Regions from separate parts of the Mus musculus genome. Here region 2 is linked to region 1. Evidence: chromatin loops called from intact Hi-C (ENCODE). Cell type or tissue: left cerebral cortex. All regions are shown on one strand. Links, peaks and the distances in the headings refer to the core of each region. The heading gives the core; the rest is flanking DNA.

What was found. Hi-C counts contacts between places; a loop is a spot of excess contacts. Peaks named below come from ENCODE experiments on the same cell type or tissue, not always from the same donor. Only the 100,000 strongest peaks of a DNase experiment are listed, where the experiment ranks them.
Region 2: it touches region 1 in a loop (14-fold over the local background); 3 of 42 quality-filtered maps call a loop at or near these places.

What each region holds. Positions count from the first base shown.
Region 1 is chr10:97,072,593-97,084,159 of GRCm38, reverse strand. No RefSeq gene overlaps it. Among named protein-coding and RNA genes, the nearest start is that of 4930556N09Rik, 43 kb to the right of the region's middle. In left cerebral cortex, for the core only: a CTCF peak has its summit at 6,096; DNase peaks (open chromatin) are centred at 5,842 and 6,017.
Region 2 is chr10:96,722,948-96,734,514 of GRCm38, reverse strand. It overlaps Gm33897 (a long non-coding RNA gene), which reads right to left. Exons shown (of 3, transcript XR_871979.1): 3 at 6,591-6,728. Among named protein-coding and RNA genes, the nearest start is that of Gm33897, 13 kb to the right of the region's middle. In left cerebral cortex, for the core only: a CTCF peak has its summit at 5,589 (motif pointing right); a DNase peak (open chromatin) is centred at 6,893.

The sequences.
Region 1 (11,567 bases), core at 1,332-9,331:
AAAGTTTGGAGCTGTGACGAAAGGATGGACCATCTAGAGACTGCCATATCCGGGTATCCATCCCATAATCAGCATCCAAATGCTGACACCATTGCATACACTAGCAAGATTTTGCTGAAAGGACCCTGATATAGCTGTCTCTTGTGAGACTATGCCAGGGCCTAGCAAACACAGAAGTGGATGCTTACAGTCAGCTATTGGATGGATCACAGGGCCCCCAATGGAGGAGCTAGAGAAAGTATTCAAGGAGCTAAAGGGATCTGCAATCCTATAGGTGGAACAACAATATGAACTAACCAGTATCCCCCTGGAGCTCGTGTCTCTAGCTGCATATGTATCAAAAGATGGCCTAGTCAGCCATCAAGGGAAAGAGAGGCCCATTAGTCATGCAAACTTTATATGCCTCATTACAGGGGCCAAGAAGTGGGAGTGGGTGGTTGGGGGAGTTGGTGGGGGAGCATGTGGGGGACTTTTGGGATAGCATTGGAAATGTAAATGAAATAAACACCCAATAAAAAAAAGAAGGAAAAAAAGATTTTCTGCCATGTGGGTTGTCCCAGAACAGGACCTGGAGTGTGTGGCACTCCAGGGAAGTCCTTTGTTCATGCAGATTCTGACCACTATAGTATCAGGAAGCATCATGAGGAATTACATTGGAGAGATAATCAGCAGGCTTAGAAGAAGGATATTCATGTTAACATGAGCCAAAACAAACCAACTGCATAAAACGTTGGCAGAACTTAGTAACGTGCACTGAAATACATTTTCTCTGGGATATTTAAAACAATATAGAAATATTTCACAGTAAGAGTGTATGGAGGATGGGGTGGATAAGGTCCTGATGGTGGAAATTTTAGTAATCAGAAAGACGTAATGGTTTTCAAGAAATTTGAATTAGGATAAGCTGAAGTTCCAACTATTGCATACATCATATTTCTAAAGATTATTTAAAGTCACATTAAAAGACTGCCCGTCTCATCATTTTTCCTAGTGATAAGTCACCAGAATTTAGCAATTTTTAATCATAAAAAGTTAACATTTTTGAGCATTAATGTTGAAACTCCATAGTAAATGCCACTTGACTCAAATTTAACATATGATTAGAATAAATGTCAGACTTTAAAATCAGGAGCTGACAAGTTGGCTCCTGGGTAAAGGCACTGTGTAACCTGGTGACTGGAGTCTGAGTTCCAAGACCCATATGAAGGTAGATGGAGAGACTCAATTTCATAAAGTTGTGCTTCTGACATCATGATGTGAGCCATGATATGTGTGCCACTTACACACATCATGAACACACCTCATACTCCACAGTAACAGTAATAGAGTCAAGAAAAATAAGCAAAAACTGGTAGGTGCTTCTTATACATTCTTCTTAATGGGATGGACAGGGGTCAGCAACGAAAGCTATTATGTGCATGGTTTTTAATTAATTATTTTATTTATTTACACTCTGGTCATTACCCCCTTCCCTAACCTCCTCCCTGGTTCCTCATTCAATTCCTCCTCCCCCTTACCTCCAAGAAGGTGGTCCTCCATCCTGGGTATCCCCCTCCCCTGGGGCCTCAAGTCTCTTGAGGATCAGGCATATCTTTCTCACTGAGGCCAGACCAGGCAACTCCCTGCTATGTATGTCAGGGGCCTCAGACCAGCCTGTGTATGCTTGGTTGGTGGCTCAGACTCTGGGAGCATCCAGGGGTCAGGGTTAGTTGAGAATGCTGGTCTTCTTATGGGGTTGCCATCACCTTCAGACCCTTCAGTCTTTCCCCCAATTCCTCCATAGGGGTCCCTGACTTCAGTCCAATGGTTGGGTGTAAGTATCTGTGTCCTTTTAAAACGTGCTTTCTTCCCCTCCCTCCTCTTCCTCATACTAGTAGTACTGAGTAGATGTATGCAGCAAACACTAAAACTGAGGACATTTCTTCAGAATTCATTAACTGAAACCTGCAAAATAAGGGAAAGAATGCTTTCAAATGAAATCCTCCGCTCTAATTAATCCCAGAGAGAGGGAGAGATTGCAATGAAGTTGAATACAAATTCTTCTGTCAAGCCTCACGTTGTCTTCCTACGCTCACCACCCCCACCCCACCCCCACCCCGGGCCAGCTGAATTCAACAATTAGAAAAGGTTTATACAGTCACACATTTAGAATATCACTGATACAGAGAACTTTATAACTTTGGAGTTTCACATGATCAAATCAACACTTAATCTTCCAGGGAGTGATGCTGAGGACTTCAGTTAGGAAGCTGATTATAAGATCCCCTGATCTTTGGGGAAGGTACCGTTAAATTGACCATTGGGCATATGCTTGGTTTTAATCCCTTACATTAAATTTTGCTGAGCCAATTAACAACACTAACTTTTCCCTGTTTTATACTGAAACTTAGTGTGATAAACATATTATCCATAGGAAATAGTTTTCATGTTAAAACAGTAGACATTTATTGAATTTTCTTTACTCCAAAAGCTCTTAAAATTATCTGAAAAAATTTTTTTAGTCTTCCTATACAAATAAATAGAAATGAACAATATTTAAGAAATGCTTTTTCTACTTTGGCCTGGAGGACATTTTGGATCAAGTTGTGGGGTTGCATTTCCCTGTACTTAGCAGCATCTCTAGGCAGCATTCCACTCATTATGACAACCACAGATGTCATCAGTATTGACACATGACCCACAATTCCACCTCCCACCTTCCAAGGGACATAATTAACCTTTGCTGAGAACCACTGCTGAAAGCTACTGTTTTTCAGAACTTGTAATATAGACAGAAAGACAGCAGAATACACTCTCTTAAAATATACCCTTTGGCTATGAGGATTATTTTGAGCTGAAAAATGTTTTTAAAAATCTATTAGGTCCAATAAAGTCCTGTATGGAAGGCAGCCATCTTATCACCAGGGATTGAGAGTCAAGGTGGACAGAATTGCTTAGAGAAAACCCTGGTAAGCTGGCTTTATTTTTATGGATACTTCTCAACAATTCACTAGCCTTGGTTATGTTTTCACAATTCCTACTTCTTCTCATATAACTAAATATACAATACACATTTATATAAATTACATATAATTTTTAAATATATGTATAATATTTAGATTATAGTGTAAATGAAACATACCATAAATATAAATATAATATTATATCTATATTGTAACAAATAATATATTTTAATAGGAATATTCATAATATAAATAAAACAAAATATTCAACACATAAAAATTCAAATTGCTCATCTTCTTTAGGTCTTCCCTTCCTCAGAGGTACCAATAACGTATAACATTTAAGCACATAAACACGTTCTTCTCCTTTTATTCTGTCTGTATCAATTCTATTTATAGGTGTACCCCAAAACTCTGAGTAGAAACATAAACATTTTCCTTCCTACACCCCAAAATGAACAACGGCCCTAGACAGCAGGAAGCAGCTGCTGAGACATGACACCCTTGTTCCCTTTTCACCATCAGCTTCTCCCCTCTCTTTTTCTTTCTCTCTCTCTCTTTCTCTTTTTTTTTTTTGTTATTTTGTTTTGTTTTGTTTTGCTTTGCTTTGTTTTGTTTTTTCGAGACAGGGTTTCTCTGTATAGCCCTGGCGGACCTGGAACTCACTTTGTAGAACAGGCTGGCCTCGAACTCAGAAATCTGCCTGCCACTGCCTCCCAAGTGCTGGTATTAAAGGTGTGTGCCACCACCGCCCGGCTCCCCCTCTCTTTTTCTTTCCTTCTATTTACAATAACAAGAAGGGAGGTATATTGGCATCAGGACCTCCCAACCCTATGACATCACATAGGCAACTACGCGACCTACAACATATTCCCAGCATCTACTTGGCTCACATCCCATCTTTACCTGCGTTATGTCATTTTCCATGTAAATAAGGAGAACGCCCCTCCCTCACTCTCTCTCTTCTTCTCTTTCTTCCACCACTTTCTCTCTCTCTCCCAATAAAACCTCTTCCACGTGGAACTGTCTTGGTCTAGTGTGCTGTTGAGACATGACCCGCCATTCTAACACATCAGTTTTAGTGCAACATCAGAAAAGCAGACTGGGTAGTCTTATCACTTTTGAGTATATTCTAAAGCCCTTGCATTGGGGAATCAAAAACTTCCTTCTCTTTTATTGAGCTGTATCTGAAATATTCATTGTTTTTATTTTTTGTTTTGCTTAAGAGAAAAGAGCTGTCTTTTCCACTGCATTGAGCGGAAGAGCTCTTCATTTTCTCCATTGAAAGGATTCCTTAGCATTGTCTCAAAGGACCCATTGCAACAGAGTACTTCAAGTTGACCAGTTCTCCATGTCAGATGAGAACACAGAGACTGTGAATAAACAGCCGAGGTGCGTCTTCCTTGTTAAACTCAGTGCAGAGCGTATGCAAAGGCAGTAAGTGGCTGCTTTTTATTGATGCTCTCTTTTACAACCACACAGTTTCATGTTTTAATGAGCCCAGGCTTAAGTAGTAAAGGTCTCTTCTGACGTCCAAGGCCAGCAGTGTCTCGATTTCATAATAGTCCAATTCTTATTGAGTTCAGGAAAGAAGAGAAGTCATAATAGTCATTTTAGAAACATTTGATGGAACTTCCAAGCCCTTCTAGGCACATTTACATTACCCCCATTTGCTCGGGGTGGAAAGGCAATTACTCTGTGGAGATGGTGCAGTCAAGTCTGTAAACAGTTATTACATTTCAATTAAAGCTGCATGAAACTCTACATATTTGGTTTGCAGGAAATTAATGCAAATCTTTTTTGATGTTTCAATTCGCAAGGGTGAACTATCCCACACATTTGGCTCTAGGCATAACACTCAGGCCCTTTCAAACATCAAAGACTATTTTCCCAACGTAAAACATTTGACCTGGGGTTAAATTTTCCTAAAATACCAGTCTGTACTTAAACGCCCAAGTTTTCAAGCTGTATGGAAGTTTTGCTAAAAGAAATCAACGTAAGGTAACTTTCTAGCAGGGAACACATTTTCTGTAAAGCTTTTAGTGTCCAACATGCACTGGATCTGTTCATTGCCTTGGCTGAGAATCCATAAATCATAAACAGAAACTAGATTTTTTTTTTGCTTATGAAAGATTGAGAGGAAATAAACTAACGTGCATTAAACACCTACTATATCCGCATCACTTTTCTGGAATGGTTTTATTAAATTCACCCATTAACACTGTATGTATGTATGTATGTATGTATGTATGTATGTATGTATGTATGTATGTATGTATATGAGTACACTGTGACTGTACAGATGGTTGTGAACCTTCATGTGGTTGTTGGGAATTGAATTTAGGACCTCTGCTCACTCCGGTCAACCCAGCTCACTCCAGTTGGCCTGGCCCCCTTACTCTGGTCAACTCCGCTCAGTCTGGCCCATGGATTATTTATTATTATCCATAAGTACACTGTACATTCCTCTTTATTCAGGGAAACTTCTTAAATTACACAGGTGGGTGGTGGTACCACAAATAGATGCACAACTTTCTTTTTTTTCTGAAGCCCTTGGCATGTCTATCTTCCACCAAATGAAAATATAAGGACTGTAGTTCATGTTCACAACCATCACATGGTTTTTTGTTGTTGTTGTTGTTGCTGTTTCTAGTGCTCATTCCCTTCCCTCGGACACTCTCTATAATAGCTGAGGTGGTCATCTACTCTTTGTATGAGTAACCTCCCCCACATTTCTGTTTTAGAAAAACACACAAATAACACACACACAAATGATCAAGGGACTGTTTTCAGCCTCCCTCCCCTTCTCTCAAGATGTGTTACATATGGTGGGGTGGGGGTTGGGCAGGCAGAGCAAGACTGCAGGCAGAATAGAGGACTTCACACTTCCATCGCTTCCCATGAAAAATAACATATGGGCAGAACATTTATTTGAAAGAACAGATTTGTTTCTAGTTGCTCTCCAGCAGTTGAAAGAGAAAGAAAGAAAAAGAAAGCCTTTTAACAGCCATCTGAAAATACTCCCCCAAGGAAAGAAATAGAGTTGATCTTTTTAGGGATTACAGAATTAACATGAACAACTCTGAGTCATAAGGAGTCCACGGAAATGTATTCCCGGCGCTCCTGCTGTCGTGAATCTACCTCTCCACTAGGGATGGCAACACAGTCTGTGCTCCAGCTCATGATTTGTAATTTTTGTAGAAAAGACATTTAAACATAATGCATTTTTCTTTTAGCCATTTTTCAAATGAACCCTCTATTTTATCCCTTACTCGGCTTTTTTTTTTTTTTCAACCTTCTCAACTTCCTGATACACATACTCCAAAAGTCATTCCAGAAGATGAGAAAACAAGTCCCTGACCTCCATCATTTGTATTCCAAAGGCCATTTGTTTCCCATCATGCCAGTTTTGGTTGAGATCTGGTTGAGATCTGGACTGATTCACAACTCTTGGCACTGTCAAATTCCTCAGGCCCAGAAAAAGAAAAAAAAAAAAAAAAAGACATTGCCAGGAAACAAATTAAAAAGTTCAATTTAAAATTGTATCTACCCTCCAAGCTCCTGGTTTATAAAAGTATTCACAGCTTATGTCCAGGCTAAGATTTAATTTAAACCACATGAGAATTAAGGGGGATTAGCCTCCTGGAAGCTTGCTAATTTTTAAAAACAGAAATCAAAAGGGAATGAGAAAGCCTACAGGCATATTTGAAGAATATAAATGTGAGGGGCTGGAGAAGTGGCTCAGTGGTAAAGAGCACTTTGTTGTCTTGGCTGAGGACCTGGGTTAGGCTCCCAGCATTCCCAGGGTGGCTCCCAACCAACTACCTCCCTCTTCTTACCTCTGCAGGCGTCAGGTATGCAGGTAGATGGTACATATGTGCGTGAAAAGGCGATGAGTAAAGGCTTTCATTGATGCTCCCCTTTTACAACAACGTAGTTAGTTGTTTTAATGAAACCAGGCTTAAGTAATAAATGTCTCTTCCAAGTCCAAAGGCCAGCAGTGTCTTAATTTCATGATTGTCGAGTCCTCCTGAAGTTCACAAAAGAAGAAGACACTGTTCTTGTCAGGCATTTTAGGAACATTTGATGGGACTTCCAAACCCTTCTAGGCACATTTACATTGATCCCCCATTTATGTGGAAAAAGCATCCACACATGCAAGCAAAACACTAGCACACATAAATCTTTTTAAAAGGTTTTTTTTTTTTTTTTAAAGAATGTATGTGAACTTTTCTCATATATCCAGCATAAGTGATCACAGAAATGGACCCTCCTTTTGTGGTTGCCATGGCGCTAAGAAAGATTCATCACCTCCCTGTAGCAAACTCTGATGAGACCATTCTTTCTCCCCATCAAGATTTGCACCTTTATCAACCCATGGTTGGTGGCTGTGCACGAGGTCCCACCTTACCTGGCAATTGCTCCTTTAATTAGCTGTTTAGCTGACCATCTGAAGACCTTCCTGAAGGAAGCCTTTTAAGTGAGAGCCGATCCTAGGAAAGGCAGAACGCAACTCAGACCCGAGGAGTCAGAAAACACAAATGCTCATCAGCACACAAAGTGGGCTTGGGATAAATGCAAAATTATCATCAAGTCCTGTTGTTGAGAAAAATAAAGCAATTTTTTTTGTTTTATTGATTCAAAATTGATTTTTTTCCATATAATATATTCTGATTATGGTTTTCCCTCCCTCAGCTCCTTCCAGATCTTTCCCACCTCCCCTCCTGCTCAAATCTACACTCTTTTCTCTCTCTCTCTCTTTCTCATTAGAAATCAGGCATCTAAAAAATACTCAAATACAACAAAATAAAATAAAAGGATAAAATCAAAACAAACAAACCAAAATAAGAGAAAAGAGACAAAGCCAAGAAAAGAAAAGGGGCCAAGGAAAAGGCACACAAACACACAAGGACAGAGACACATGCCTTGGCACACGGTGGATTCCAACAGAAAGACTAAGTCAGAAACCATACTTTATGTTCAGAAGACCTGTAGGGTAAAAGGGCAAAAAGGACCTTCAAAATCACTATTGGGTTTGCTTTGTGTTGACCATTAAATTGTAGTACAGAAGGAAGATGGAAAGTACATTTTTAGCATACTAATATCTTTACAGTTGGATGATTCCAGGTGGGTTTTCACAAATGCTGATAGATTCTTATGGAATTATTCTTTCATAATTTAAAAAATATATTTGTTGTTTTGTTTTTATTTTTACATTCCTCTCTCTGTGTGTCTGTCTCTCCCTCCCTCCCCCTTCCTGTCCCCCTCCCCTCCCCTTCCTCTCTCTTTCATTCTCTCTTTCTCTTTCTCTCTCTCTCTCTCTCTCTCTCTCTCTCTCTCTCTCTCTCTCCCCTCTCTCTCTCCCTCTCTCTCTCTCTCTCTCTCTCTCTCTCTCTCTCTCTCTCTCTCTCGTGTGTGTGTGTGTGTGTGTGTGTGTGTGTGTGTGTGTGTGTACACTGGCCATTTATGTCAGGAAACATCCCCAGCCTCATGTTTATCTATCTAGTAATGCATGGTCTCTCACTGAGACCCTGATGCGGCTTGCTTTGGGGACCTTCCTGTCTCAATATTTTCATGCTGGGATTCCAGAAGGGCTCAGACACATGGAGCATTTACATTGGGCAAGATCCAAACTCCAATCCTAACACAGAAGTGACAAGCCTTTTGACTCCTGAGTGAGCTTCTCAGCCCCTGAATTTCTCATTTTGATGTTGCTATTTCAGACTGCCCAGCCTTCTCATGCAGTCTCTTCTCCACACAAAGGCTAATCGTGGCTTTGACACACTGAGGTCTGCCAAAAGGAAGCTCAAAAATATATGTATGTCTGGACCCTCGATGCTCACAAAGGCTGTATCGTGTAAGTCCATGTGGATCTAGTACCCACCATATACAAACCTGAGCTGAGAAGTTACTGTTTCAAAACATTTCCTAAAACAGTAGTAACTCCTCTTTCCACTCTTTCAGAGCAAGAGCTTTGAATTGTGACCGTTCTTGATAATGAAGAAAATCTTCTTCACTCAAGTTGTATCTCTGAATCTTGACGATCTTCCTCTGTCTCTCAATTTACTAAGTAGTTCCAAATTATCGTTGAATCATATCAAGCCATGCCCAATTCTCTTGGGCTCAATCTTGTCTTATTTTTCTCTATAAAGAAATATCATGTAATATCTCTATTGAAAGCACTCTATAAACCTTCCGTGCCGTGCACACCTTTAATCCCCAGCACTTGGGAGGCAGAGGCAGGCAGATTTCTGAGTTTGAGGCCAGCCTGGTCTACAGAGTGAGTTCCAGGACAGCCAGGGCTATACAGAGAAACCCTGTCTCGAAAAACAAACAAACAAACAAACAAACAAACAAACAATAAATAAATAAATGTATAGATAAATAAATAATCATCCATACTATGAATAGGAAAAGCCACGTCCTTTGTAACTGCTTTAAAAGTTCCATGTGTGTTACACTTCTCCCTCTCTCTCTATCTCTCTCTCTTTTGGTTTTTCCAGACAGGGTTTCTCTGTATAGCCCTGGCTGTCCTGGAACTCACTTTGTAGACCAGGCTAGCCTCACTCCCGGCTTTCATTTCTCGGTCCTTTCACTCTATATTTCCAAAAATCATGAACAGTCATGGCTCAGTTTTTCTCTCTGGACACAGTGCCCTTCCTTCATTTATTCATGCAGGTATTCTCAAGTCATCCTTCATCAGCTATCATATTGATCCTTACCAGCTCACTGAAAATTTAGTCTCTCCAGTTCTTCTCAGCCCCTTCTTTACTTGACTTTATCACAGGGCATCAAATAAACTATTGAATTCCCTTACTATCTTTCACCTCTGTTAGCTTTTGTTCAGAACTAGACCATAAGCTCTGTGAAGGTGGGACTTTTGGGGAATTTACTAATCATTCTACCCAGCACCTGAAACTGGAACTGGTACAATATGATGAATATTGATGAATAAAGAATTATAAATGCTTTTTTTTGTGAAGGGTATTTCTTAGTGTGTATCTTATAACAAGATTAATAATTGAACTAAAACCTACTTAAAAGATGATATTAGTTCTACAGACTGAATTTAACCAATATAGACCAAATCTCTGTAGGGCACAATAGAAGGAATGGATAATGGCAAAGAATAATAAGCAAAGAATAGGAAAAAAGGAACACAGAATGGGCAGTAGATAAAAACTGGCTATTCCTATTGATTTGAAGGAAAATTAAAGTGATTTGCTGGCCAGAGACCTACCTTCTATCAGTAGCTCTTTCTCCTCCTTGTTCTATAGTATGTAATTGGAGTCTCTTACTTTCTCTGTAAAACGAGTCTAATAAACCCTACCTCTATAAAACTGCCTTGAGAAGATAAAATGATATATAGTGCCTATATCTTGTCTGGCATGTAGGAGGTGCAATGTAATGAAAGCTGCCCTGCTTCTCTGTCTGCACACAGGGGCTAGAAACAGATGCCCCAGCACCAAAAAGCAAAACAAACATTCAGATCTTAGCTTTCAAATGCTGTTCTCTAATAAAAAGAGCATGGCTAATTGACAAAGAGAAGAATATTTCAGGACTGGAACAGGTAAAAAATCAACTTGAATCTAGTGTATATATTACTAGAAAGTAAGGAAATGCTAACTAATGCACCATGTGTTAGAGGATGCATATCATAGATGGGACTGTGATTGTGTAGACCCAATGGAATTCTAGGAAATCTCTGCTCACTTCTATTGTGTATCAGAAATGATTTTAAAAAATGAATAAACAGAACCTATTCAAAGTTGGTGAGAAAAAGAATGGAGGCAAGTTTTCTCTGTTACCAAAGGAACAAAGGTGGTGAACAACAAGACCTTCCACAGGCAAACCTGGAACCATTTGACCTTGAAAGTAAATTATGTTAGCATTAAAATTCTGCCACTGTTAAAGATGATTGTAAGTTAGCTTGAGAAGAGCCTAGGAGATCAATCAAGCATATGTATCTATGAAGGAGATCCCAGAAGGGACTTACCATAGGAAGAGAGCCAATCCTAAAGGACAAATCAAGATCAAATGGAGAACCCATCAGTCCAGGCAACCTCTCTCTTGTTTCTTGTTGTGTACTTATTCTGCCTGAATATCGACTTCATCAGGGACCCAAAACCAACAAAACTAAGAACTGTAGTTTGATAACTATTGCGCAGGAATAAGAACCTTGAGAAAGTAGCCTATATCAAGAATTTTGACACAGTGATGAGAAACTAATACAAAGCCAACTGCAAAACTAAATATTCGTATGCCCTTGCTTTTGTAACTAATTATCTCAGCTTGTAGTTAAGTGGAGAGAGGAGATATCTTGAGAGAACAATCCGTTGAGTATGCACAGACTTTGAGAAGAAGATCTAGAAGGCAACACCAGGACACTACAGGATTCATTGATGGATGATACTAAAAGCAATGGAGAAGCTTTGTACCTGTATAGCTTACACAAATGTGTGCTAATTCTTCTAACAGCTCCAGCTTTGTAGTCATATCTACAAAGTCCCTGAAATACCTCCTTCCAGAAGACAGAGTTTTATTCACTTATCTATGTAGAATTCTGTTTAATAATTCCTCTTAAGGACAAGAACTTGGAAGCTGATACATCATAGCTTTACAGAA
Region 2 (11,567 bases), core at 2,314-10,313, 350 kb after region 1:
CCTGGCGTTCCTCTATACTGGGGCTTATAATCTTCATAAGGCCAAGGGCCTCTCCTCCCATTGATGGCTGACTTGGATCATAGAACTTCTTAATACAATATTAGTTCATCTTTGTACTGATTAAATGTCGAGAAATTGAGTAAGGGTATTCCAGAAACTGGTGGGGCTGTCAATTAAAAATGTGGGAAAATATCTGCTTCCCTAAGGAGAATTATAAAGCTGAGTGTGAGAGGGTACAATGTGCATCTAGCACTCAAAAGGCTGAGGAAGGAGGTTGCAAGTCTGCATCCTGACTTCCAAACCTTGCCTCAAAAAAGGAAGAGAGGGATAGAGATAGGAAGGTAGAGGGCCAGGGGAAGACCCAAAACATACCAAAATATAATATCCTTTGCAACAAGAGACAATTCTAGACAAATTGGTAAGTAATGATATTATGAGTGTGTGTGTGTGTGTGTCTGTCTGTCTGTCTGTCTGTCTGTCTGTCTGTCTCTGTTCAGAAGGGAGCAAAAGGCAGACTGAACAAACATCTTTACCTATCCCAATTACTCTGATGCAATCAAATAAATACACAAATTCAAAACAGTATTGGAAATTAGAAGGAATGGTGTTAACAATAGAGATGTTGAAAAAAAAAAAAAAAAAAACAGTCGTGAAACTTCCTGGAAAGAGGGATTTGTGAAACACAGGAAGCTGCACAGACAGAGAGACACAGAGGCAAGCAGCTTGGAGTGGATGGATGGGGAGTGGAGCTTCAGGCAGGAAGGTCAAGGACAAATTCTTTCTAGGACTAATTGGCACAGTGCGTTTAGCGTGAGTATGCTGGTCTACCAAACGGTCCCTCTGTGCACTGAGGTAAGTGAGAAAAAGAACAGTTAGCCCAGAAACTACAGCAATAAACCGTGGCTCAGAGCAAATACTCATGGTCCATCAAAGACTCCAAGTGGTACCCATAAGACCATCTGGAATTCAGGCCTACTCCTAGCACGGTCTCTGTCTCATCCCCATTGTCACGGCAGACAAGATCTTAAAATCTGAGTCAACATGCACTGAAATGCATGTCCCAATAAAAGTGAGAAGCCAAGAGAAGAAAATATTCCATATAAGAAAAAAAATAAATAAAGGCACACTTCAGTTTAAATCATTTTAAATCACTGATGCGGAGTCTAAAGTTATTATTTTATTATAATTTGGAATTAAAATTTCAAATGATCCCAAATTTGTAGTTGGCGAAGCATAAGAAAATGAATGTGCCCTTCATTTTGCTTTTGAGAAACCTATAAATGCTGATAAACTCTGCAGTCAAAGCTAATTATGTTCCAAAACCTTACGAGGTTAAAAGTAAAACTTCCAGTTAAAACAGAATAGATTAAACTCACTGTTTATTTTGTTTCCTTTTATGATGCTACTAAAAGAATTAAAGGGAAATTAAACATATACACAGGCATGAAGTCTGAGTGCGATAGTACCAGACCCTGAAAATCCTCTCTCTGCCTGGAGCTTGGTGATTGCCTAAAGACACAGGAAAGGAGAGGTCTGCAACATGAAATTTGAAAAGTTCTGTGCACAGTGGATACATCAAATGAAATCTCCATTCCAAGATTTGTGAATCCCTTCAACTATTTCAGGAGGATTTCTTTCCCTGCACTGCCCTGCTCTGCCCTGCCCCCAAGCTAGGGTTTCCCTGTAACACTGCCCTGAAACGAGCTTTGTCTACTGATCTGGTCTTAAAATCACAGAAATCCACTTGCCTTTGACTCTATATACTGGCGTTGTCGTGTGCCACCACCCTAGGTAGCAACAGGATTCTTAATCCATTTCATCCAATAGCAGAGATGGAGAGGTCCTCTCTGAGATAGTGTTATCATCATCCATGAGAACCAAGAGAGCTGAGTATGGCCAGTAGGTGCGCTGCTGTTACGTGAATCCATTATCATTCATGCATTTTGAGGTTCTGGATTACCTCCTCTGACTCAGTTATGCCTAAGTCATAGCAAATGGGTGTGCGTTTGTAATAACTAAGTCATAGCAAATGGGTGTGCGTTTGTAATACCACCCTTAGAAGCCTCCAGTAAATACTTACTCCCTAGAAAACCAAGAGCTCAGTAAGACCTCGCCTCACACTCAGGAGATTGAGGCCAGACGATCTCAGCAAGTCTGAGGCTAGACCCATGCTATAAAGTAAGACCCTGCATCAAAATAATTTTTCTTTTAGCGTCTCCATACAATATTCAGTCAGCTATTTAGAGAATCCCATGGGTCAGCAGATATTTAAAGGAAGCTTCCAACATAGAAAGGAAAAGCAAAATGCAGAGGAAACTGACAGCAGAAGAAAACCCTTTGGGTGGTAAAGTGATTGCCTAACATGCAAAAGGCATCAGGTTCCATCTCTAGCGCTGCAAGAAGAAAAGACAGGAGCAGTGCACTTAGAGAACAACATTCGGTAGCAGTAAGTATCCATGAAACAAGAATCAGATGTTAGATGCTTTATAAAAACGAAACTAGCAAAATATAAGAAGGAATTCTTTCTGCAGGAAGAGAAACCTTTTTAAAAGAAACACAAGCTTGAAATCACATGAGAGTTAGAGGAGAGACTAAGGAGATGCCTCAGTCAGTAAGAGATGAGAGAGAGAGAGAGAGAGAGAGAGAGAGAGAGAGAGAGAGAGAGAGAGAGAGAATAACGACCCAAGTTCTGATTTCCAGCACCCATATAAACAGTTGGGATCTTTACCCGAGTTCTGGGGAAGAAGGAACAAAAGGGTCCCTAGAGTTGGATGAATAGACACACAGACACCCATACACACAGACACACAGAAACACACAGACACACACAGACTCACACAGACACACATATACACAGACACACATACAAGACACATATAAAAAGACACACATTCATAGACACATACAGAGACAAAGACACAGACACATAGGCACAGACAAACAAAAACACAGGGACATACACAAAGACACAGACACACACACATAGATACACACACAGACACACATAGACACAAACACACAAATACATAGACACATGCACAAACATACACATAGATACACACACATACAGACACCCACACACAGACACATACATTCACAACCACACACACACAGTCACACACAGACACACACACAGAGACACACACACTGAACAACCCCCAAACCACAAACACATGAAAATTAGAAGAAAATTATAAAGAAATTGAAAAGATGTCAGAAGGAAGAAAGACTAAATTCAAGAGGCCAAAGGCACAAATAGTTGTTTCATTTAAGATTTAAACAATGGTGGGGAAATACCAATGAAGTCATATAAAAATGTATTGCAAATGAAAGATTACACAAAAAGAAAGAAAAAAAAACTTAAGAATAACCAGAAATATTTTTGGAGTAACTCCGTGCAATTTTTTGAAACTGAGTTTGGTTGATAAAGAAATTTCAAATGCTTGCGGAATAAAGTTTAGTCACGAGCTAATTGCTAAATCCCTAGCAGTCAGTCTTCCTACAGTGAGGGTGTAATCAGTCAGGAGACCCCAGCACGCCATGAATGAGATGCTGTTTCTGACAATTCTTCCTGCTAGAAGAGGGGAGCAACAGGCGCAAAGCTCTTCTAATGCTCCAGACATCAGATGTCCAAAAGCTCACGCCTGCCAAGACACTACCAGCTCGGGGCTCGAACACTGTAAAGAATTCATCTCTCCCTCTGTCCAGTGTTTATCCAGGACAAAAACTTTTGAAGAGTTCTAGAGAAACACTGCCCACCACAGTAGCAGGCTTGTTTGTTTCTAAGCATGTTTCCAGAGCTTCTCATGTGACCACACAAGGGCAGTGGGAAACAGGACTGTTAGATTACAGGGCCCAGAAAAGAACAGAACCATTGATTGGATGATTCAAAAACATTTCTAAGTGGAATTTTTCAAAAATGCACACACACACACACACACACACACACACACACAGAATAACATAAACACCATTTATAAGCCTCAGTAATTTGAAGTCCCAAGTTAGTTCTGTTTTATTTCCATCCTTATCTAGATCCTCACCCTCCACATAACTAGATTATACTGAAGTTAAACAAGGACTTTGTATCATTATACAAATACCTAAAGAGATGTGTAAGTACACATGCACACACGCATATACACATTTGTGAAAGAGAAGAAGAGTTTCCTTTTAAATAGATCCATGATTTCTTGTCATCACTAAAGACAATAAACAGTAAGACAAAGTTCTGATAACTATGCAGTCCCCTAATAGGTTCTTGATCCCCTAATCATCTAAATTCACTTTGTTTTTTGAGGAAGACACTTGCTATCTGGTTTGCCTATAGTGACCTGCGTAGGAAAGGGAATTCGCATGGAGTCTTTCCCACTTCATTTCTAGATTCTACACTTGGGAGTTGCTTCCCTGACAGCACCTAAAGATCCCCAACAGTCCAGTTTAGAAGGGTTGTGTTAGTTTCTCTCTCTCTCTCTCTCTCTCTCTCTCTCTCTCTCTCTCTCTCTGTGTGTGTGTGTGTGTGTATGTCTGTGTGTGTGTCTGTGTGTCTGTGTTAACACCTATCGATGTAAATGTGTTTGACATGCGTCAGCTCCTCACCGTTATTACATTACCGCATATGGAATGTCCAGTCTACCTAGTCAGCTCAGTTATAGATATAACCCACATGTTGTTCATCGCCTCTCTACCCTTGCTATGATCAATGATTCTAAGTTCCTGCTACATAACTCCAGCCTCCATGTCTGTGAACAGTCCCCCACCCTCAACCCCCACCCCACCCCACCCCACCCCCGACAAGCAACTCTAGTCCCTTTGAGTGGGGAACACGGTAAAGACTCTAGTCGACGCTGAGTTCTGACCCTTGGAAATGAACAAACGCTATGGCTTCTCCTCTCAGCTGCCTGTTGTGATTTCAAAAATCCCCTTTGTGGGAAGGTCTAGGGAATCAATATTTTTCTAGATTAAGATCTGTCTCAGTGACACTTGGTAATGACTAGCATACTGCAAACCCGCAGACTGCAGGATTTGACTTTGGTCTTAAATCTTCTATGCCAAAAATCCTAGTTCATCTGTTTTACCCCCATAGCATGCCAGCAGTCAGAAAGAGTGTGAGACAGAGGGAGGGAGATGCAAGAAGGAAAGAAGAAAAGATGGAAGGGGTGTAGAGGCCTAAAGATCTCCTTAATGCTTTTCCTATTACGACAATTATGTTTTGCTAAACATTTTTATGGTGCATTGTATGAACAACTCAGAATAAGTGACAAAACTCTCACCCCCCACCATTTCCATTTTCTTGTGAAGAGCACATTCAAAACTCTCTCTTCTAAAAGAAAACCAGCTGGAATGGGAGAAGAGTGCCTGAGAGTAGAGTGTTGGGGTACATATACATGAGGGTGCTGACCTAAAATTAATTAAATTTTTTTTCTTCTAGATTTTTCAGAATATACAGTAAATCATTGTGGTCTATTGGACCCATACAGGACAACAGAACAACTGTACCTACTCCCTTTTTGAAAAATGTATTTATTTTATGTGAGTCACCATCTCTATCTTCAGACACCCCAGAAGAGGGCATCAGATTCCATTACAGATGGTTGTGAGCCACCATGTGGTTGTTGGGATTTGAACTCAGGACCTCTGGAAGAGCAGTCAGTGCTCTTAACCGCTGAGCCATCTCTCTAGCCCTTACTCCTTCTATGCAGCTATAATTTTCCCATTAATATCATCCTGGGCTTTTCCTGTTCTGATAACACCAACTCTACTTTGTTTTGTTTTTTTTTTTTTCTATGAATCAATTCAGTGAATGAAATTCTGTGAATCAAACTTGCCTTGGAGTGTGACTTTTGTCCCTCTGTGTCAAGTTTCTTTTGCTTAACATAATTATATATATAATTTGACCTCATTTACAAGGCCACAAGTGTCAGGATTTTGTCCTTTTTAAGGCTGAAGCATATATACCAATGTGTATCTACATCTTTATCACTGTGATGGGCATCTAAGTTGACTCTGAATCTTGCTATTGTGAAAGGCAGGGGAATAAACACAAGAGAGCTAGGTTTATTTGATGTGCTGATTTCCCTTCCTTTGGGTACAAGACAGCCAGGAGATTGCTGGGCTAAAAGCTATTTCTCCTTGTAGTCTTGTAAGGACCCTTCAAGCTGTCCTTTCATATCAGTTATACTAATTCACATTCCCGTAACAGTTAAGGATATTTCTTTCCTGAGGTTGTCTCTATAGACTATGTTATCACAGTAACTCCTAGCTGTGAGCAGTAACTCCTAGCTATGATCGTGACACCAATTTGAGAATCTGGTCCCCGTTGAGTCTTTTCAGCTTTCAATTTTCTTAAAGACGACTTTGTTTTACACTTAATTTTTTTTATAATCACATTAAACATTCACAGCATTTGAATTCAAAATGAAAACAAACTATAGTCAGACTCTGGTTTCTAATTCTATCTCTTCTCCCCCACTTCCTCACATCCCCATAAATAAACTTTCCCTACAGTATTTTTATTTAAAACATTTATATTCTGATTACTTCTTTTCTTAGATGCAGATTGGCATATCAGATATATTTTTTCCACCATAATTTTTTAACCAGATACATTTTTCCATCATATTTTTTAACCAAACAATAAATCCCAGACATCTTTGCATACACTTACTAGTTATTTGTTTTTCTTCCTAGCTCCAGTGAGTATTTTTGGACCATCAGCAGGGCAGCTACTGGAAGGAAACATGAAAGATATTTTTTTTATTTTTTATTTTTTAAAGAAGATTGGAACTCTGTAGTAAACCTTCTTAAAATGAGTCACCAAGTTCACAGCCTGCCAGCCTCACGCTGGGGAAACTTCGAGTAGGTGGCTACACTTTGGAGAGGTGTGCGCAGTGTACAATCTCACCAGGCAAAACGCTTCGTTACTACAATTTTTCCTTTGCTTTGCATTTTAGGAAAGTAATGTTCCTTCCTATTTTAGCAGCACCATTTGCATTCCTATTATTCACACTGAGCTGTTATTTCCACTTTTATCTTCCCTTTGTTACTTGGTTTGTGCTCCTCCTCCAGGTCTTCACCTTGCCTTTTTTTCAGGTCCTTAAACCTTGTCCTACCGGAAAGGTGGAATAGCGCTGTGGACTTATGAGCCACACTGCTGGGGGGGGGGGGGGGAGTAATGATAGAGGTTCCCTTGAACCATTGCCAGCAATGCTGAGAGCATCCCACACACATTTGCTATGGAAACACCTTTATGACTAATGGGCTCTCAAAAGAAAGCGTTTGAAAACTGAAGCTAGAAGAGCTTTCTTTTTTTTTTCTTTTTTTCTTTTTTCTTTCCTTTTTCTTTCTTTCTTTCTTTCCCTCAAAATTGCTAGTTTCTGTATTATTCTGTATTATTATTCTGTATTATTCTGGATCATTTGTTTGTAAAGTGGATTCCTACAGCATAAGCTCTACATGTGTGTGCGTCACGAAAACCCGGTCTGCCCCCTCACCCGGTGCTTTAATTCCAAGAACCCTGTTCTCTGCTGTTATGTGTTTATGAGTTTGGGGTTTCAGGCTGAGTAAAGTTCTTTTCCTCAAAATGAAAGGTAAAACATTTCTTTCTCTTTTCTCTCCTTCTTTTGAGACAGGGTCCCAGGTAGCTCAGGGTACTCTCAGATTCACTACACAGCTGAGGATGGCTTTGAACTTCTAACCCTCTTGCTTCAACCTCCTAGTGCTGGGATTTCAGAGGTACCCATGCCAGATGGATACAGTCCTGGAGAACTAACCCAAGAGTTTGTGTATACTATCCTAGCACTCTACAGGCTAAGGTGCATCCCGATCCCCAAAGCACAGACATTTAAAATCATGCATGATTTGGAGGCTGTCAGATCATGAATTCATACCACATCACGTCTCCCTTTCAGTCGGCACTAGTGAATTACAAACTATGCAGATGCAGCAGGCCTGAAGGAGCCTTAGGTCAAGCTAGTGCCCTGTTCTACAAAGACGATCTCATGACGACTACCACCACCACCTCTATGCCCCCTGCACAGGTTCCACCTTCTCTGGGAAGATTTCCTGGCACATCTTCTATCTGGAGAGAGCTGGTCATTTCCTCCCTTGTGTGTTTATGAAGTCAAGACCATCTCCAAGACAAACGATGTGCTCTGATTATTTGTTCCATGCCTGGCACCATGTCTGAAAAGTATTGGCTTTGCCCCATACATCATTGTTAGTTAAATGACTCAGAGTAAATAGGCATTGGATTGACCTGTCTGGTAAAAAGAGGAGACTATGCACTACCTGCATGTGTGGTGTGTTTAAGTATCTATATTTGCATTTTTTTTTCTGTTTCATCTCTGAAAGAAACTATGGGCTTTTACAGAGCTTTGAATCTTGAACACTACCATATACATATGGTGGGTACCTGAACAGACAGTTATTTTGTTTTTGTTTTTAATATGAAGGGTCTACAGTGGCCTTTGCAGTTCTCTTCTTTGAACAACTCAGTCTTCAAGACTTCGACAAACATCTCCAGAATCTTTTTTTTTTTTTTAAGCATCTGCTAGGACTTAGTGCTGATGCCTCAGTGTGGACCACGTCTACCCAGACTTATTTCTATCCTAAGAATCTACTCTCCACTTGCTATATCATACCCCTCTCTATGGGTGAGAACTGACCTGCCTTGGAGACATGCCTACACACCCTAAGAGCCAAAGATGCTTCTGGAGAGAGGACAGGTCACCTGCCTGGTTGGTTGTAAGGATGCTAGAACTGAAACTCACGCCCTCTGAGAAAGCAGCGAGTGCTGGCTCCTAGGTAGCAAAATAGAGGGACTTTTGCAACTCATTGAAGAAAAAAAAAAGTGAATGCTTTGGTTTTACGAGACCTACAGAAATCATTCTTAATCTCCCTACCCATTCCAGATCTCAGACACAAGGAACTAATATTAGATTTGGCTCCCTGAGAGTGGGAGCAAGATTTTACTCCTTATCAAGGGTATATATCCTTGGAAGAGATACACTGTCGACAGAGCTCATTGAAAAGCTTATGAATGTATAGCCTAAAAGCCATTCCCAGGCTGCTCAGCTTCGCCCTTTGAAGAGGACAGTCAGCTCTCAGAAATCTCAGTATCTGGGGAGGTCCGTCACTTCACTTACATTTACTGCTTTTGAGGACTGGACTGTTTGCACACCTGGCCCCAGTCTCCCCTCATCTCTTTACCTAACCCCACAGGTCCACAAAGCAGCTGCCTTCTATGCAAAAAGCTTGTGACTTTTCCTTTGTCTGTTTTTGAACATTTTGCAATTCACAAAACTCCAAGGAACGTCTTACTCTCTCAAAAACATCCCCCAAGGATTTCAACAAGAGGCTGAGAGGGACAAAGAAGGTGGCTGAGTGACCCATTTCCTGGGTCTCACGGAGCTGAGCTGCACCTTCTTGGGAGGAGCTCAGCTGTGGCAGGCAGTGGGGGGTTGTTATCTACCACATCACAGCTTTCGGGTGTCATGGGTGCACAGCTGACCTCCCAGCTGGAGCCAGCACCTCAGTTCCCAGGCTAGTGTTTACCTTCTTCTCTTCCATTTTCAAGACAGAACTCTGTGCTCTATAAAACTTGCACACACCCAGGGAGGGAACGGGGTCAAGCTAATGTCTCCTTGTTTGCACTTTATCATGGAAAATAAAAACCTCTTCAATCGGGTTTATAGACCACACTCTTGTCCCCAAGCCTGATCTGTGGAGTCCCCAGCCTAACGATTGGTACTAACGATGGAGTTTCCTCCTCCGTAGATGACAGGTATCCTGAGGAGGCAAAAGCTACTGAGGAAACTTCTGTTTAAAATGCCTGCTACTCAGAATGTAGACCAGAAAGAGGAGAGAAGGCGCCTGCTGGGGAAGAAGGGGCAGAGAGGACTCCGCCCCTAAGACTGAGTATGCTTAGTAATAAACCATTTGGGACCAGCAGTGCAACTGTCTGTCAACTGCTGTTGAAACCTGAAAACAGAGTCCTTTTCTTTAAGAATGTAGCGCCCTCCCCCCCCCCAACCCCGCCCCCTAAAGTAGTCCACTCTCCAGTGGCTACTCTCCAGATATCCAAGACTATTTGGACAGCACAAATTGGTCCTGATAGATAAAATTAAAAAAAAAAAAAAAAGTGTCCGTGGGTAGGGAATTGAGGACTGGTCTGAAAAGAGATAGGAGACCAGGCAAATAAGATCAAAACGCATTTCGAGAAACACTCGAAGAATTAATGAATTACCCTTCAAGCTATGCAAGCTGCTGGCTGTTACTGAACGGCCTGGCTTAGCTGACTCCCGTAGGCTGAGCCTGGAATTTTAGAATAAAGCATAAATGAGTTTGAGACCTAGATCTGCTGCTCTTCCTAGAAGGACCTTCATGCATGTGCCTGCCCCTTTCTTAACCTGCTTCCGTTCTGTAAAAGGAGTTTTGTGAAACTTAAATGAGAAGGTGCTCTATCTATCACCCGGGCTAGTAATCAGACTGAGCGGCTATAAATGAAACAGACCCAACTAAAACTGCCTGCGACAAAGAAATGGCTGCTACGGGTTAGGCGCAAACGCCAGAAACAAGTTGAATTTAGCCGCATGCGGATCTGGGACTTTAAATGTAGTCTCAAGACTGGATGCTCACCCTGTGTGTTCTGGCTCCCGTCTTTTACCTTGTGGCTCTGTTTTGTTGTTTCGCCTCATTCTTCAACAGGTTCCAAAACAATCCTAGCAGACATTCTCAAAGATGTAAAACCTGCCTCTCATCAAAGCTCCCTGTGGATGGATCCAGCCCTGAGTCTCTCACTATGGACAAGAAAGAACTGGGGAGCGCATGAGCAAGAGGCCCGGATATGGAGAGAGCATCCTGGGACTAGAGCCCAGCCGAAGCCACAGAAAGTGGGACACGAGCACTTCCCACAAGAAGACATAACCTGATACCCTCTTTCTTTTCTTCTCTTCTCTTCTTTTCAGAAAGTGGCTATGTGTCTAAGCAGATATCCATGCAATCCAATATTATCTCATCTTTTCTAAAAGAGAATGGAGAACCTTTCCTTAGCCTTCTTTAAAGGACCAGAGACAGCAATGTCCAAACCATAGTGTCTGGTGATACTGAGTTTTAAGAGTAACTTTTACTATACAGACTAGAGTAAAATACTGTTGTTCCTCCGGTCACACTAAAGACAACTTGTGGGCTGGCTCTTCTTGTTTGCCTGTGTGGTTTTGACAGATAGGAATTTGTTCTCATTGGCCTGAACCATGTAAGTATGTTGTCTCTGTGTTTCATGTCATGCAAGGGAAGTACGTGTTCAAGTCTACCATGGTTTTAAAACACTGGTTTTCCTTGCACGGTTCCAGAGTGGTGAGGTTGGTTTCATGAAGTTCTCTGAGAGAGCTCCTTCCAGCGGAAATGTCAAAGGCCGCGATTTGCACCTTTGTTGCAAATGAGACAATAGAGAAATGTGGAAAAGCACTCAGATACATAGCACAGCCTAATTAATTAAATTCTTCTTGTGGGTATCAAGGTCCACTCCTGGAGGCGAGCTAGTAAAAACAATGAACTGTGTGGATCTG